Linked DNA regions of Homo sapiens: region 2 is linked to region 1. The links are chromatin loops, found by intact Hi-C in ENCODE. Cell type or tissue: pancreas. All regions are shown on one strand. Each heading gives the region's core, and the rest is flanking DNA. Links, peaks and the distances in the headings are about the cores only. Region 1 has its middle 82 kb from the start of ZCCHC2. Region 2 overlaps PHLPP1 (PH domain and leucine rich repeat protein phosphatase 1).

What was found. A loop is a pair of places that touch in the nucleus more often than their neighbours do. Peaks named below come from ENCODE experiments on the same cell type or tissue, not always from the same donor. Only the 100,000 strongest peaks of a DNase experiment are listed, where the experiment ranks them.
Region 2: a loop joins it to region 1, with 2.6 times the contacts of the local background. A loop is called at or near these places in 9 of 110 quality-filtered maps.

What each region holds. Positions count from the first base shown.
Region 1 is chr18:62,603,739-62,606,643 of GRCh38, forward strand. No RefSeq gene overlaps it. Among named protein-coding and RNA genes, the nearest start is that of ZCCHC2, 82 kb to the left of the region's middle. In pancreas, for the core only: no CTCF peak of the experiment used is centred there; no DNase peak of the experiment used is centred there.
Region 2 is chr18:62,977,126-62,980,030 of GRCh38, forward strand. PHLPP1 (PH domain and leucine rich repeat protein phosphatase 1) reads left to right here. Exons shown (of 17, transcript NM_194449.4): 17 at 1,137-2,905. The coding sequence ends at 2,306. Among named protein-coding and RNA genes, the nearest start is that of PHLPP1, 260 kb to the left of the region's middle. In pancreas, for the core only: no CTCF peak of the experiment used is centred there; a DNase peak (open chromatin) is centred at 1,339.

The DNA of each region.
Region 1 (2,905 bases), core at 303-2,802:
TGTGCTGGTTAGTCTAGCTACTTAGGAGGCTGAGCCAGGAGGATCATTTGAGCCCAGGAGTTTGAGGCAGCAGTGAGCCACGATTGTGCCACTGCATTCCAGCCTGGGCCACAGAGCAAGACCCTATATCTTTAAAAAAAAAAAAAAAAAAAAAGGAATTTTCTGTAGTGCTAAACCAGGAAGTTTATTTTAAGCAGATAAGTGAGATTTGGAGGGGGTAAAGGATGCTGCTGAGAAGGTGGATCAATGGGCCGAAAGGTCGCCCTGCACTCAAGGATTGCTGAGGGCAGAGGGAGTGAGAGAGTGGGCTGGAAAGGTAAGAGGTGCCGTCCGACAGCAGGTTTGCGCTACTAGGGTTCCCCATGACAGTGAGGAGCAGAGTCGGGTGGATTAGAAGATTGCGGGAGGCGGGGAGAGCAAGGAGAGGCATAGCTCGGGGATTGCAAATGTCATGTTTGTGGGTGTTGGAATCACCACGTCTGAGGGTAGGAGGGGTGTGTGGGGCAGGGGAGAGATGGGCTGAGGGAGGAGGAGGGGAGTCCTGGGAGCAGCAAGGAAGGAACATGCCCGCTCTGGCGGAGGAGAGAGGACAGGCATTTGCTGAGAGGGCTCAGGAGCTGCAGTGTCCTCGGGATGAAGCCAGATTTTGGATGAGAACATTCACAGAAGAGGTTTTGAATGTAGGAAATTTCAGCAATTGGGGGTGTGGGTAGGAAAGTGGGCCACAGTCAGGCTGGGTGCAGTGGCTCACGCCTGTAATCCTAGCACTTCAGGAGACTGAGGCGGGTGAATTGCCTGAGCTCAGGAGTTCGAGACCAGCCTGGGCAACACGGTGAAACCCCATCTCTACTAAAATACAAAAAAATTAGCTGGGCATGGTGGCATGCACCTGCAGTCCCAGCTACTTGGGAGGCTGAGGCAGGAGAATTGCTTGAACCTGGGAGGCAGGGGTTGCAGTGAGCCGAGATCGCGCCACTGCACACTCCAGCCTGGGCGACAGAGCAAAAATCTGTCTTAAAAAAAAAAAAGAAGAAGAAGAAGAAGAAAAGAAGAAGAGGAAGAGGAGGAGGAGGAGGAGAAGGAGAAGGAGAAGGGAGGAGAAGGGAAGGAGAAGGAGAAGAAGAAGGAGGAGGAGGAGGAGGAGAAGCGCAGCAGAAGCCACAAAAGACTCTGTGCTCCTTGGGAAGGAGTTTGATCTTCAACATCCAGTGAACACATTTGTCCTTCTTCAAAGAGGGTCAGAAACTCAGGGTCACAAAACTGCTCAGTGACAGGGACGCGATTCTTTTTTTGAATCTGCCCTTTAATTTGCAATGAGATGCAATTCTGATGGCAACTCCCAGCTGCTAGCACAGCAGTCAGGAAGTACAGGGGCCACATGCATGCCTAACTCTGACCCACAGACCCCTGGGAGCCCCATCCGCTTGCTGTTTCTATCAAGGAGACTTGTATGTCAGTAGTTTTAACCCTTTGGAAGTCACAGATATCTTCAAGATAAATGCACGTGTCCACAAGGTGTTGCCTGGCATTTCTAGGGGTCTTGAACTCTAAGAAACCCATCCAAAGCCCCCAGGTTAAACCCCCTGCCCAAGGGCCCCCACATCTCACTGGCATCCCTGTTTTCTTTTCTTTTCTTTTTTTTTTTTTTTTTTTTGAGATGGAGTTTTGCTATTGTCTCCCAGGCTGGAGTGCAATGGAGCGATCTCAGCTCACTGCAACCTCCATCTCCCAGGTTCAAGCTATTCTCCTGCCTCAGCCTCCCGAGTAGCTGGGATTACAGGTGCCCACCACCACATCCAGCTAATTTTTGTATTTTTAGTAGAGACAGGTTTTCACCATGTTGGCTAGGCTGGTCTCGAACTCCTGACCTCAAATGATCTATCCACCTTGGCCTCTCAAAGTGCTAGGATTACAAGTGTGAGCCACCGTGCCCGGCCACATCCCCCTTTTCTCCCGGAGCTAAGGTGAGCTGGAAGTGGGGGCTGGGATGGAAGCGGTACAGAGGCCCTGGTGTGACCTGCACTCACAGCTCCCAGTTATGAAGAACCAAGTGACCACGCCACCACTGCGGCATCTCACTGCTTGGTCAGCAATCTCCCTCGCCGGTTGCCTGGACACCAGGACAAAGGAGAAACTATTAGGATTGAAGTGTGTGGGGCCAGACTCATCAGCAGGGAGCCAGTGGCCTGGCGTTCCTGCGCTACTCAGTCCCTATTTAGGGCTCATAAAGGTGCACCCCGCTGCCCCACACAGCGCTAAGTAGGTCACCAGCCTGCTAGCGAGCCCTTTGGAATCAAGTGTATCATCAATCCAACGGTTTAGCCCTGTCTGGGATGCTCCCAGGGGCTCCTCTTTTGTACTCACCTAACACAAGTCTAAAAAGCCAGGCCTGGCCTGTGGTGGATCTAGAATTTCTAGGGCCCCCGCTCTCCCCACCCCCACAACCTCATGAGAAAGTCCTAATCTCCAAATAAACAACCATTCCCAACTCTAAACACTGACTTATGCCTGTGAACAGAGCATAGGGGCAACTTGTCCAAGTGGACAGAGTTCTAGGAGTCATTATTGGATCCTCAGGAGTGAGTCACTCCTACAAAGCACCAGGGTTTAGCTGGTGGGGGGTGGGGGTGGGGAACAGACAGCATTCTAGGAGGCTCTAGAGGGTTCTGGCAAGGTCTTGCTGCAAATACCCCTTGGGGAATTGGCAGAACCTTGAAATAGCTCGCTGGCCAAAAGCGCCCTCCTCTAGGTCCCCCAGGAGTACCTGGCTTTTTCTCTTTTCATTTAATGCTGGGAAGACTCAGCGATTGTTTCAAGCCCCATTCTCTCCTTGAAAAGGAAACCATCCATTTGCTCTCCCTCTTCCCCTCCTTCCCGCTTTTCAGCTTAGAAAATATGGAAAGTC
Region 2 (2,905 bases), core at 152-2,651, 370 kb after region 1:
CTAATTTTACTAATAGGAATGCTTACCTGCTTATAAGTGTGGTGTGGCAAAGTTGTGTGAGAAGCTGGGAAAGACATCCCTAGGACAAGTAAACACCTTGCCAAATCCCAAATAAAGGGAAGTGGTAGGACTGGAAAGGAAATGGATATTCTGTGGAAGAAACACTTTGTCATCCCAGACAGGGATTTGTCATAATGAAGCCTTTCCTGGAAAGAAGTGTTAAAACTAGGGCATGTAGAGGTATGTCATGGACCTGAGAATCTCAAAATTTGAAGAATAAAGAACCAAGCAGGTACACGTGGCAAAAAAAAAAAAAAAAAAAAAAAAACCCAGGTCTTTTTATTGGCAAGTGGTCTGGCACTTTGGTAATTGATTTAAATAGCATGCACACAGCTGAACTAAAGCCAGCAGATCTTGCCTTCTCCATTGGTCAACAGGAAATCAAGTTCAAGGAAGTTGTAAGAATTGGCATTTCTTCTTTAGCATCTGTTCTCCTGACATGAGCATTCTTACCCACCTAGTCAAACCAAGGTTTTCTCCACCGCTTAAGTACTTTCAAGTCCTCTCTGGACCTTTAGACACTACTGCCTCTTGTGATCATGGAGAGCAATGGAAGATTTAGGAGCATTGTCTTGATATATGCCTGCGTCATGTGTCTTTGCTCAGGACTGGCTTCTATCAGAAAGTCTCTTGCTACCTCAGAGTCTTCCTACACCCAGCCCGTCTGAGGGCCGATCCTTGATCACCATGTTCACCAAGGGAGGGAAGATGTAAACCCATGTTTACAGGAGGAGCTAGCCAGCTATGCTTGCTGTGTAAGGCTAGATGATGGCTTGCTTTAGATAAACAGCAGGACTTGTGACCTAGTGTGAATGGGGTCCCAGTAACACACATAACCGAAATCTTTTCCTTTTGTCCCTACTGCTCCTTACCTGCCCAGGCCTACTACCTGGGGTTTCTGATGACAGGTGCACATTAACTACTCACTACAGAGTGAGCCCTTCTTTCCTCTGTGGGCCACACAGCACTTCTCTGTGGTCCTACAGTCGAGACAGTCGAGGGACCCGCAGGGAACCTGCACAGTTGCCGCAGGTGCTCTGTATTAACTGTCTGTCTGCAAACCCTTGTTCTTCCAGGATGGCAAGGTGAACGGAGTGACTGAGTCCACGCGCATCCTGGGCTACACCTTCCTCCATCCCAGTGTGGTGCCTCGCCCCCACGTGCAGTCCGTGCTCCTGACTCCCCAGGATGAGTTCTTCATCCTAGGCAGTAAGGGGTTGTGGGACAGCCTGTCCGTCGAGGAGGCCGTGGAAGCCGTGCGCAACGTGCCCGATGCCCTGGCTGCTGCCAAGAAGCTGTGTACCCTGGCCCAGAGCTACGGCTGCCACGACAGCATCAGCGCTGTGGTGGTGCAGCTCAGTGTCACTGAGGACAGCTTCTGCTGCTGCGAGCTCAGCGCCGGTGGGGCTGTGCCACCACCCAGTCCTGGCATCTTTCCTCCCTCAGTGAACATGGTGATCAAGGATCGGCCCTCAGATGGGCTGGGCGTGCCGTCCTCCAGCAGCGGCATGGCTTCCGAGATTAGCAGTGAGCTCTCCACTTCTGAGATGAGCAGCGAGGTGGGGTCAACAGCCTCCGATGAGCCCCCGCCCGGAGCCCTAAGCGAGAACAGCCCTGCCTACCCCAGTGAGCAGCGCTGCATGCTCCACCCCATCTGTCTGTCCAACTCCTTCCAGCGCCAGCTATCCAGCGCCACGTTCTCTAGCGCCTTCTCCGACAACGGCCTTGACAGTGACGATGAGGAGCCCATCGAGGGCGTCTTCACCAACGGCAGCCGGGTGGAGGTGGAGGTGGACATCCACTGCAGCCGGGCCAAGGAGAAGGAGAAACAGCAGCACCTGCTTCAGGTGCCAGCAGAGGCCAGTGATGAGGGCATTGTCATCAGCGCCAACGAGGATGAGCCAGGTCTGCCCAGGAAGGCAGACTTCTCTGCCGTTGGGACCATTGGGCGCCGGAGGGCCAATGGCTCTGTTGCGCCCCAGGAAAGGAGCCACAATGTGATAGAGGTGGCTACAGACGCACCTCTTCGAAAGCCTGGAGGCTATTTTGCTGCCCCGGCTCAGCCGGATCCTGATGATCAGTTTATCATACCCCCGGAGCTGGAAGAGGAGGTCAAAGAAATCATGAAGCATCACCAGGAGCAACAGCAGCAGCAGCAGCCGCCACCACCCCCTCAGCTCCAGCCGCAGCTGCCGCGGCACTACCAGCTGGACCAGCTGCCAGATTATTACGACACGCCACTATGACCCAGCCGAGCTGTTTAACAAATAAACTAACCACAAAAGACTGAGTTGCAAGAGTCTCCCAGGCTCACATTAAACCAGGGGTTTTACTCCACATCCTTCCCCCAGACACTGTTCCCAACCTGTCATCGCAGCTAATCTGTAGGTTCTCTTTCTTTGGGTTATTTTTTTAAGTAATCACCACTTTCTTCTAGTGATGCTTTACCAATATGATTTACATTTGTTAACTTCTCCCCCTAACATATCAGATATGTAAAGACAAAGAACAAAAGGTTTAATATATTACAGAGAAACAGTTAATGATAATGTAATATTTTTTAAAATGGCTTTTTGTTGTTTGTTTGGAAGGCAGGGCAGGCTGCCGTTGCTAAATGATTTAATAATATTGTAATTCTGTATTTCTTTGGGGGGAAAAGGCTTTTGTTTTGTTTTGTTTTGTTTTGTTTTGTTTTTGTCTTGAAAATAATAGACATTTGTAGAATATGGAGACTAACTCCTAGGAGTTGCTTTACTCTGTCAGGTGACTTAAGTCACTGGGATTCACTAATTTTCTCTGAGAGAACAGCTGATTGAGAATTTCCATTGTAAATAGCTCAGTGTTG